Linked DNA regions of Homo sapiens: regions 2 and 3 are each linked to region 1. The links are chromatin contacts, found by Hi-C or POLR2A ChIA-PET in ENCODE. All regions are on one chromosome and are shown on one strand. Each heading gives the region's core, a stretch centred on a gene start or an enhancer-like site at or near the end of the contact. The rest is flanking DNA. Distances are from core to core; before and after follow the strand shown.

The links. Hi-C counts contacts between places; a loop is a spot of excess contacts on that map. ChIA-PET counts read pairs that join two places held with the same protein, here RNA polymerase II (POLR2A). Pooled maps may share reads with other maps.
Region 2: a loop to region 1 is called in a map of OCI-LY7, with 4 times the contacts of the local background. The contact joins two enhancer-like sites. A Hi-C loop is called at or near these places in 2 of 168 maps with a recorded cell type or tissue (OCI-LY7 and astrocyte of the cerebellum) and 4 of 50 pooled maps. POLR2A ChIA-PET finds 5 or more read pairs at or near these places in 4 of 52 experiments (OCI-LY7, activated B cell, activated T-cell and 1 more).
Region 3: a loop to region 1 is called in a map of natural killer cell, with 2.0 times the contacts of the local background. The contact joins two enhancer-like sites. A Hi-C loop is called at or near these places in 2 of 168 maps with a recorded cell type or tissue (natural killer cell and transverse colon). POLR2A ChIA-PET finds 5 or more read pairs at or near these places in 5 of 52 experiments (OCI-LY7, WTC11, activated B cell and 2 more).

The regions. Positions count from the first base shown.
Region 1 is chr2:233,098,814-233,101,894 of GRCh38, forward strand. All of the region lies in intron 2 of INPP5D (inositol polyphosphate-5-phosphatase D), which reads left to right. Among named protein-coding and RNA genes, the nearest start is that of INPP5D, 40 kb to the left of the region's middle. Within about 2 kb of position 1,663, at least 7 of the 41 ENCODE cell types and tissues checked have a DNase peak (open chromatin) inside an H3K27ac peak, as active enhancers do; they include OCI-LY7 and natural killer cell, where a contact is called at or near this core.
Region 2 is chr2:233,184,538-233,187,618 of GRCh38, forward strand. INPP5D (inositol polyphosphate-5-phosphatase D) reads left to right here. Exons shown (of 27, transcript NM_001017915.3): 21 at 1,306-1,388. Among named protein-coding and RNA genes, the nearest start is that of ATG16L1, 66 kb to the right of the region's middle. Within about 2 kb of position 1,559, at least 4 of the 41 ENCODE cell types and tissues checked have a DNase peak (open chromatin) inside an H3K27ac peak, as active enhancers do; they include OCI-LY7, where a contact is called at or near this core.
Region 3 is chr2:233,164,623-233,167,703 of GRCh38, forward strand. All of the region lies in intron 13 of INPP5D (inositol polyphosphate-5-phosphatase D), which reads left to right. Among named protein-coding and RNA genes, the nearest start is that of ATG16L1, 86 kb to the right of the region's middle. Within about 2 kb of position 1,434, at least 12 of the 41 ENCODE cell types and tissues checked have a DNase peak (open chromatin) inside an H3K27ac peak, as active enhancers do; they include natural killer cell, where a contact is called at or near this core.

The sequences.
Region 1 (3,081 bases), core at 413-2,912:
CACAGACAGTGGCACCAGGGGGCGCCCATTCAGCGATCCAGCTTCACAATGTATTTGCCATCGACTAAAATGCCATCGTCTTTTTCACATGTGCTCCTGCTAAGCTAGATTTGGAACTTTATTTTTATTTATTTATTTATTTATTTATTTATTTTTGAGACAGAGTCTCACTCTGTCGTCCAGGCTGGAGGGCAGTGGTGCGATCTTGGCTCACTGCAACGTCCGCCTCCTTGTTCAAGCAATTCTTCTGCCTCAGCCTCCGGAGTAGTTGGGATTATAAGTGTGCGTCACCATGTCTGGCTAATTTTTGTATTTATAGTAGAGGCGAGGTTTTGCTATGTTGGCCAGGCTGGTCTCGAACTCCTGACCTCAGGTGATTCACCCACCTTGGCCTCCCAAAGTGCTGGGATCACACGTGTGAGCCACCGTGCCCAGCCGAGACTTGGAACTTTAGATTGTTTTGTCCTAAACTTCCCATGGCTACACCAGCCCGTTACTCCAGACCATTGAGGTCAGCTTCATCCTGGCTCTAGCACCTGGCATGTGTGCCATCCTCCTAGCTGGATGGCAGCCCCACATTGGAAGGCCTGCCTCCTGGATCCTTATCTGAATTGCTGATGTGAATGAAAGGAGGAACCAACAGCACAGACGCCTATGTCTGGACTGACACTGGTGTGGCCTCAGCCAGGCCCATCTCTCTCCCTGTGCTCTTCAACAACAACAAAATCACAAATGAACCCCATAAAATGCTTTATGGAAACCTATAGATATCAGATTAAAGATCACAATCTGGTGGCCCCTATGTTGGATTTAGTGTTCTGTTCACCCAACCCATATTTTTAAAAATTATGAACCAGTTACAAGCATTTTTAAAAATTCAGAGATTTCTACATAATAATCTGGATTTTCAGCTTTCCTTGAAAAATCTGAAGATCTGATACCCTTGATTATTCCACAGTGATGTAGCTGGGGTGGGGCGTGTATTAGTCTGTTTTCACGCAGCTGATAAAGACATACCTAAGACTGGGCAACTTACAAAAGAAAGAGGTTTAATGGACTCACAGTTCCACGTGGCTGGGGAGGCCTTACAATCATGGCGGAAGGTGAAGGGCACATCTCATGTGGCAGACAAGAGAAGAATGAGCTTGTGCAGTCAAACTCCCATTTCTAAAGCCATCAGATCTCATGAGACCCATTCACTATCACGAGAACAGAGCCGCCATAATTCAATCACCTCCCACCGGGTTCCTCCCACGACACGTGGGAATTGTGGGAGTTACAATTCAAGATGAGATTTGGGTGGGGACACAGTCAAACCATATCAGAGTGGAAGCATTCCCTTTCAATGGGGCAGTTCTCTTTGATGTGTCACCATCCCCACCTCGCCCTGTCGCCTCACTCGCAGCCTGTTCCACTCATTTACATCACCCGCCTGACTGCTGTAGGCCACTGAGCTATGATATTCATCAGACGCAACTAATTACCCAACTTGTGAGGCCAGCAACCACACACTGGTAAACAGGTTTAGTTGACTTGGTGTGTTCCCAGTGACCTCCTGCTGGTTCCCAGGCCCAGCACCTGCTTTGCCTCTCCTCACAGATCATGCTGTTAGTAATCTCATCTAGCCTCTTGCCTGGGGTGGACGTCAAGCTCACTACACTGTAAACTCCAAAACAGCCCACGTTACTCCCGGTGACAATCAGAATTCCCCCTGGCCTGCCCTCAGGTGTCCTGGCTCTCTCCTCTCAGCATCCCCCATGGACTCATGGGCACCCCCGGTTGAGCTCGCTCACCCAGAGCTCTCTCTCTTCCCTGGGATGAGGCTTGGTTCTACGGAAGCTGGGGTCGTCACAGCCTGTTTTCTGCCTTGGGGTTTGGTCCCAGTTCCTCAGAGCAGTGACTTTCAGTTCCTTTGCAGGTGTGACCTGTCTGCTCCTGTTAGAGCCTCCTTTCCCCAGAGGGCAGGGTGGGCCCCACTGGGGAGCTGGAGGGCTCACTTTTGTCACTGCACTTGCCACCCAGAACACTGTTACTGTCCCTTTCTGGCATTTCTTGGTTTCAGACAATCTCACCTACCCCTCAAAGAAGGCGGAAGCTTCCTGTCGTGGTCTGGCCCTTTGCCATCTTTCAGTGTTCCTCACTGAACGGTAATCCCCTCCGTGTGCCCCCAACGAGTCATTCACCATCTTGTGCTAACTGCATTTCTTCCTGATCCAAACTTGCTTTCTGGAGATGGGGGCCATGCAGAAGGGAAGGCGGGTGTATCAGGAGGTCTGGTCTCTGGGGACTGAAGGGATGATTTTGCCAAAAGGGTCAATGTCACTGGACCACATGCCATGGTAAACCTTGGACAACCAGTTCTCCAGGGAAGAAAACAAGCCCGTGATTTGTAGTGTTTGCCTATTTCTACCGTGGAGACACTCTAACCACAGCTCCCACCAGAGTGGCTGCATTCACAACCAGCTCTTGGGGTTCCTGGAAAACTGGGATTTGAGCCTGTAGGAGCCAGTGCCAGCACCCCATGGGCATGTGTGTTATCAGCTCACATCTGCCAAGTCCTGGCGAGGTCTGCCTGCCTCTAGGACTGTAGACGTCTTTATTAGAGACTCCTGTCACACCTGTTAGGAGTCAGACAGATTAATAATCACTTCTTTTTATTTAGAGCTCTTTTAATCCCCAAACTCTTATTTATAAGTTATTTTATAAATTAATAATGATATATCATATATTATATTATAATTAATAATGACATATATGTCATATAACATTATTAAAATCAATTAATTATTAAATAATTATAATATATAATTATATATTATATTATTATTAAATATATAACATATAATAGATATTATATATTACATATTATATAAGTAGTAATTGCATATTATATAAATAATATATATTATATATAATATAAATATATTTATTTATTATAAATTATATTTATTTATATTATATTTATAATTACATTATATTATATTAACTTATTTATAAGTTAATCAGTTTTACCTCTTCCTTGTGATCAGGTTTGGGAAGGATGTTTTTTCTACCTGCCTGGTCTGCTTCCTTGACTGTGTG
Region 2 (3,081 bases), core at 309-2,808, 86 kb after region 1:
CCACCTTCTGGGCAGAACTGCCCGGAGCCTTCTTATAAACACCTTTCATACTTGGCACTTTGCCCCATATCTTCTCTCCCTGGAAAGGACTCACGAAGCTGATCAGAGAAGTGGGGCTGCAGGTGGATGACTCAAGGGGACACTCAGTTATTGTGAGGGGTCCCCCTGTGGCCTGTGCAGCCCTAGGGGCAGGGGTGGCCATGAATGTACTGACCCCCCAGTCCCTTGTAGGTGGCAAGCAGGGTCCAATCCCTGGCCCTCAGGGTGGACTGTGACCCACTCTAGGTTCCCTGCAAGCTGGGGCTCTGACTCAACCAGAGAGTGTTGGGCCCAGGTCCAGACCTCAAAGAGCCGGTGTGAGGGCCTGAGCAGCAGCTGCCTGTTGTCGCCCTGGCCCCTCTTGCTCGTTGGAGATCACAGCGTCTTTCTCGGGGGGACTGCAGCGTCCGAAAGCAAGCAGGAGATGGACAGGCTCCCCTGAGCCAGCAGCCTTTAGCACAAACTGTGTTTAGGAAACACCCTTTCCGGGTGACATTTCTAGGCAGATTGTCTAAAGCTGTTTCATGGCTAGGGAAGAGCTGCGTGTGTCCAGCCGTCTTCGCTGAGATGGTCTGCACAGTGATCGGGGGAGGAAAAGGGGGCATCACCTCCTCAAAAGGGCATTTTGTGAGGGCCTGGCTGGGATGCTTCCAGAAATCAGGAAGAAGCGTGTGCTGCCAGTTCTGCCCCTCTGGTCCCTGCCTCCTTCTCCAACTGAGGTGGGCCCAGGCCTGGTGCTAGAGCGGCCTTTGTCACTGAGTCCCCAAGCTCCAGTTCACCCAGCAGGGTCAAAGCGGTTCGAAAAATGATGAGGATTTTTGTGCGGGTGTTTTTAATAAACTATCAAGACAGTTCCATACATTTCTATGGAAACAGCATATTAGGAAGCTTAAATTAGAATTTCAAAAGGCTGCTATCTTGAGTGGCGTGGGACGAGCTGTCAAGTTTCCTAATCTTTTTGCCTGTGATGTGATGATTTCTTTGTTGCCTGGTTTGTTGCAAAGAGGAACTGAAAAGGAGGGGGAATCTCTTTGATTTTCCTAAAAATAATTAGACCATGTTGGCAAATGACCAATCCCTGCACAAAAACAGAATCCCCGGCAGGCCTGACTCCTAAATGATGCTGAGGCCCCGAGATAAAAAAAAAAAAAAAAAAAAAAAGGAGAGAGCACATCTTCCTAGGTCTGGGTGGGGTGACCCCAGGGAGTCTTTTCTGTCTGGTTCTTGCTCTGTTTTCTGAAAACCAGCCTTTTTGTCCTCCAACAGGTTTTGTCAAGAGTCAGGAAGGAGAAAATGAAGAAGGAAGTGAGGGGGAGCTGGTGGTGAAGTTTGGTGAGACTCTTCCAAAGGTAATTCTAGAGCAAGGCATTCCCCAGAGGGAGATTTGCATTTACTAGGCCAGTAGTACCAGCCAGTGGCAGAGCTATGGCCAGGCCTGACCAGAGGAAGCAGGAATCTCATAGACCAAATGCAGAAAGAGACCCACTCTAGGAGCAAGCTCTCGCTCAAGGTGGTTCGTAACACACTTTACAGCAGTGGGTATGTGGCCTTATTATTCCTAAATGGTTTCAGTTCCCCTAAAGGATCACAGAAGGGATCTAGAGGTCAGCTCGTCTAACCACATGATTTTGCAAAGAAGGAAACTCAGGTGCAGGGCCAAGCGCTGTTTGCTCATGGCCTCATGGCTGCAGTAACACACCTAGGACGCAACCCCAAGACCCCGATCCCCTCTTTGACGCTTGTTTTCCTATTCAGTGCTGGTTCATAGAATCGAGTACAAAGAGGCATAGAGAGGGGTCCATTGGCTACTGATCATACACTTGTGAACACACGAAGTACTCGACATGTCTGTGGCCCTGCAAAGAGCAGAGGGTGGAATTGGAAACACTCAGCCAGACCTTAGTGGGAACACATTCTTCTTTGCTATAGAAAAAATGGTTTTCTGGCCTGGTGTGGTGGCTCACACATATAATCCCAGCACCTAGGAAGCCAAGGCAGGGGGATTGCTTGAGCCCAGAAGTTCAAGACCAGCCTGGGAAACATAGTGACATCCCATCTCTACCAAAAAAAAATTTTTTTTCTCTTGTTTTTTTTTCTTTTTCTCTTTCTTTTTTTTTTTTTTTTTTTTTTTTTTTTTTTTTTTTTTTTTTTTTTTTTTTTTTTTGAGACAGAGTCTTGCTCTGTTGCCCAGGCTGGAGTGCAGTGGCATGATCTCGGCTCACTGCAACCTCAACCTCCCAGGTTCAAGCGATTCTCCTGCCTCACCCTCCTGAGTAGCTTGGACTACAGATGTGCACCACCACACCCATCTAATTTTTGTACTTTTAGTAGAGATGGGGTTCCTCATGTTGGCCACGCTGGTTTCAACTCCTGACCTCAAGTGATCCACTGGTCTCGGCCTCCCAAAGTGATTAGAGGTATGAGCCACCGCATCCAGCCTAAAACATTTTTTTTTAAATTAGCCAGACATGATGGCACATGCCTGGAGTCCTAGCTGCTCTGGAGACTGAGGCGGGAGGATAACCTGAGCCTAGGAGATCCAGGCTGCAGTAAGCTATGATCATGCCACTGCACTCCAGCCTGGGTGATGCAGTGAGACGCTGTCTCTTTTTTTGTTCATTTGTTTTTCTACTGAAACTGCTTTTGTGGAGCTAAATTGACAGTGGAGATGTTGGGTGTCCTCGAGTACAAGCTTATTATGAGCTTATTAGTTGTTCATGCTGGGTGGGAAGTGGAGTTTCTTTCTCGCACCATGAGGGAGGGGTGGAATGAAGGGGAGTCCCAGGCCAGGCAGATCCATCACAGGAGGTGGGGCGTCTTGGAGGCTCCCCTAGGAGATTCCCTCAGAGGTGACACTCGAGGTGAATTTTAAAAGGACAGTCTTAAGCAGGCAGAGGGACCATTCTCTCCTGAGACTGGGGTAGGATGTTGGCAGGTTTCAGGGGGCTGGACCCACATTGGCATTAACTTTTGATTGGAACCAACTCTCAGGCCATGTAAAAAGGCCATGTCATCTCCGGAGCAGAGGCTGATGCCTGAACT
Region 3 (3,081 bases), core at 184-2,683, 66 kb after region 1:
AGGGATCTAGCTAAAATGCAGGTTCCGACCCAGTAGATCTTGGGTGGAGCTCAGGGTTCCAAGTTTCTGACAGGTTCCCAGGCGACTTGAGCGCTGCTGGTCGGCCCGTGGGACCCATTTTAAGAAGCAAGAACCTAGAAGAGGCATTGGCCAACTTTTGCAGGAAAGGGAAGGGCCTGACAGTAAATATTTCAGGCTTTGCAGGCCACTCAACACTATTCCTCTCTGCCTTTCTGGTGGGAAAGCAGCCATAGGCAACCCAGAAAGCGAATGGGAGTGACTGTGTTACCAGTGAGACCTTCCTTACAAGCACAGGCGGGAGGTGGCTGGCCCCTGCCCTCGGTCCCTGTGCACCAGGTTGGATCTGGAAACGCTGGTGTCAGTGGAGAGTTGCTGGCTTCAGAGAGCAGTAACAAGGGCAAGAAGTCTTCATAAGTGTAGGAGTGCAAGCCTGTGTGTTTGTGTAGGATGTGTGTGTGAGTAGGTCTGTGTATGTGAGTTTGTGTGAGTGACAGCGTGCATGTGAGTGTGTGAGCCTGTGTAGGTGTGTGAGAGTTTATGGATGTGTGTTTGTGAGCATGTTTATGTGAGTCAATGTGTGAGCGTACCACCCCATATCTATGAGTGTGTGTCTATATGTGTGTGAATCTATGCATGTGTTTGAGTGTGTCTATGTGAGTCTATGTATGTGAGTCCGTGTATGAGTGTACCACCCATATCTATGTGTGTGAGTGTCTGTATGTGTGAGTCCATGCATGTGTGTTTGTGTGTGTTTATGTGAGTCTACATATGTGAGTCCGTGTGTGAGTGTACCACCCCGTATCTATGAGTGTGTGTGTGTCCATGCATGTGTTTGTGAGTGTATTTATGTGAGTCTATGTATGTGAGTCCGTGTGTGTGTACCACTCCATATCTATGAGTGTGTGAGTGTCTATGTGTGTGTGTCCATGCATGTGTGTTTGTGAGTGTGTGTTTATGTGCATCTGTGTGTGAGTGTACCACCCCGTATCTATGAGTGTGTGAGAGTCCATGCATGTGTTTGTGAGTGTGTTTATGTGAGTCTATGTATGTGAGTCCATGTATGAGTGTACCACCCCATATCTATGAGTGTGTGAGTATCTGTGAGTCCATGTGTCTGTGTTTGTGAGTGTGTGTTTATGAGAGTCTAGGTATGTGAGGGTGGGTGTCCGAGTGCATGTGCATAAGTGCTAGAGCCTCTCTGTGTGTTTGTGTGTGTGTGTGTGTGTGCCCGTGTGTGCACGTGGGGTGGTATACACACAGGGCTCCAGGGCTGGCATCAGGGGCGAGGCCAGTGGTTTTTGGTGGTTGGAGTCAGTGGAGTCAGGAACAGGACAGAGTCCCAGAGATAACAGGAAATAGAAGAATTGCTGCAATCGAACGTGCAAAGCTCTCTCAACTTTTCTGCTGACAAACCGCAAACTGCCCGCGTCCACCCCCACTCGTCCCCCTTCCTTCCTGCCACAGTAGAAGGGTGGGGCTGGCGTGGCTATCCTGGCTGCGCCCACGCCCTCCTGCTGCCCAGCAACCGCCCCGGGTGTGGATTCCATCGCTCCCTGGGCTTCCAGTCCCTCCCACCAGCCCCTGCCCCGCTGTGCAGAATATGCTCGGACCTCCTAGGGCCACATAAAACCACCCCCTCAGCCAGACCAGTTCCTGGTCATCCTGGCCTCAGGGCTGGGCACTGGGTCAGCTTCTGAGCAGGCAGGAGCTCTGCTCATGTGGACCTGACACACATTGCATGAGCAGACGGGAGGAAAAGAAGCCAGTTCCTGGGAGGGAGTGCACTGGCGAAGGAGTGTGTGGCGTGGGCAGAGAGCAGAGGTCAGGGGCCTCCCTGAGAAGGGCAGTGCGACTGGCATCTGAGGGGTGAGGAGAAAGGCCTGGCCAGAGTCCCAGCTTTATGACCATTGCAGGGCAGCTTCTGGGCTGTGCAGCTCACACACACCTTCCCCTCCTTCCCCTCCTTCCCCTCCTCTCTGCCCTGGGGCCAGCCTCCCTCCTCCACTCCCCTGAAATGGCTCCCAGCCATAATTAGCACAGGACAGAAACAGCAAATGCTGGTCGGTGTGGTAGGCTCACGCCTGTAATCCCAGCACTTTGGAAGGCCGAGGCCGGTGGATCACTTGAAGTCAGGAGTTCGAGACCAGCCTGGCCAACATGGTGAAATCCCATCCCACTAAAAATACAAAAATTAGTTGGATGTGGTGGTGCGCACCTGTAATCCCAGCTGCTTGGGAGGCTGAGGCAGGAGAATCGCTTGAACCCGAGAGGTGGAGGTTGCAGTGAGCTGAGATCATGCCACTGCACTCCAGCCTGGGTGACAGAGCGAGACTCTATCTCAAAAAAAAAAAAAAGTCCTTAGAACAACCAAGGCCTTTCTAAGAGTGTGCCCTAAGCAAGGCTGTGTGCTGAATGCTTTGAATCATCTCATTTGATATAAACACCCTGCTAGGCACGATGGCTCATGCCTATAATCCCACACTTTGGGAGGCCAAGGTGGGAGGACCTCCTGAGACCGGGAGTTTGAGACCAGCCTGGGCAACATAGGAAGGTACCATTTCTACAAAAAAAAAAAAAAAAAAAATGGCATAGTAGTGCATGCCTGTGGGCCCAGCTACTCAGGAGGCTGAGGTGGGAGGATCACTTAAATCTGGGAGGTCAAGGCTACAGAAAGCCATGATTTTGCCACTGCACTCCAGCCTGGGCGACACAGACTTTGTCTCAAATTAGAAAAAAAAATACAAACACTCGGGCAGGGACTCTTATTATTCCCATTTGCAGATGAAGAAACAGAGTCTATGGAGATGATCCATAACTTGCCCAAGGCCCCGGGATAAGAATGTGGTGGGCAGGGATTGAAACCAGGCTGTCGGGACTGGAACCAGTTGCTCAGTTCCAGGTCACCCTCCCAGGTTGCGGGCAGAGGGGCAGGGCTGGAGAGCTAGGTGCAGTGGAGAGGGCTGGAGGGCAGAAAGCCTGTGTACTCCCCCACTGGGTCCTGACAAGGTTGAGCCAGGTGATATCCAGGGGTCCCTTCAGCCTATGGCCTATCCAGAGCTG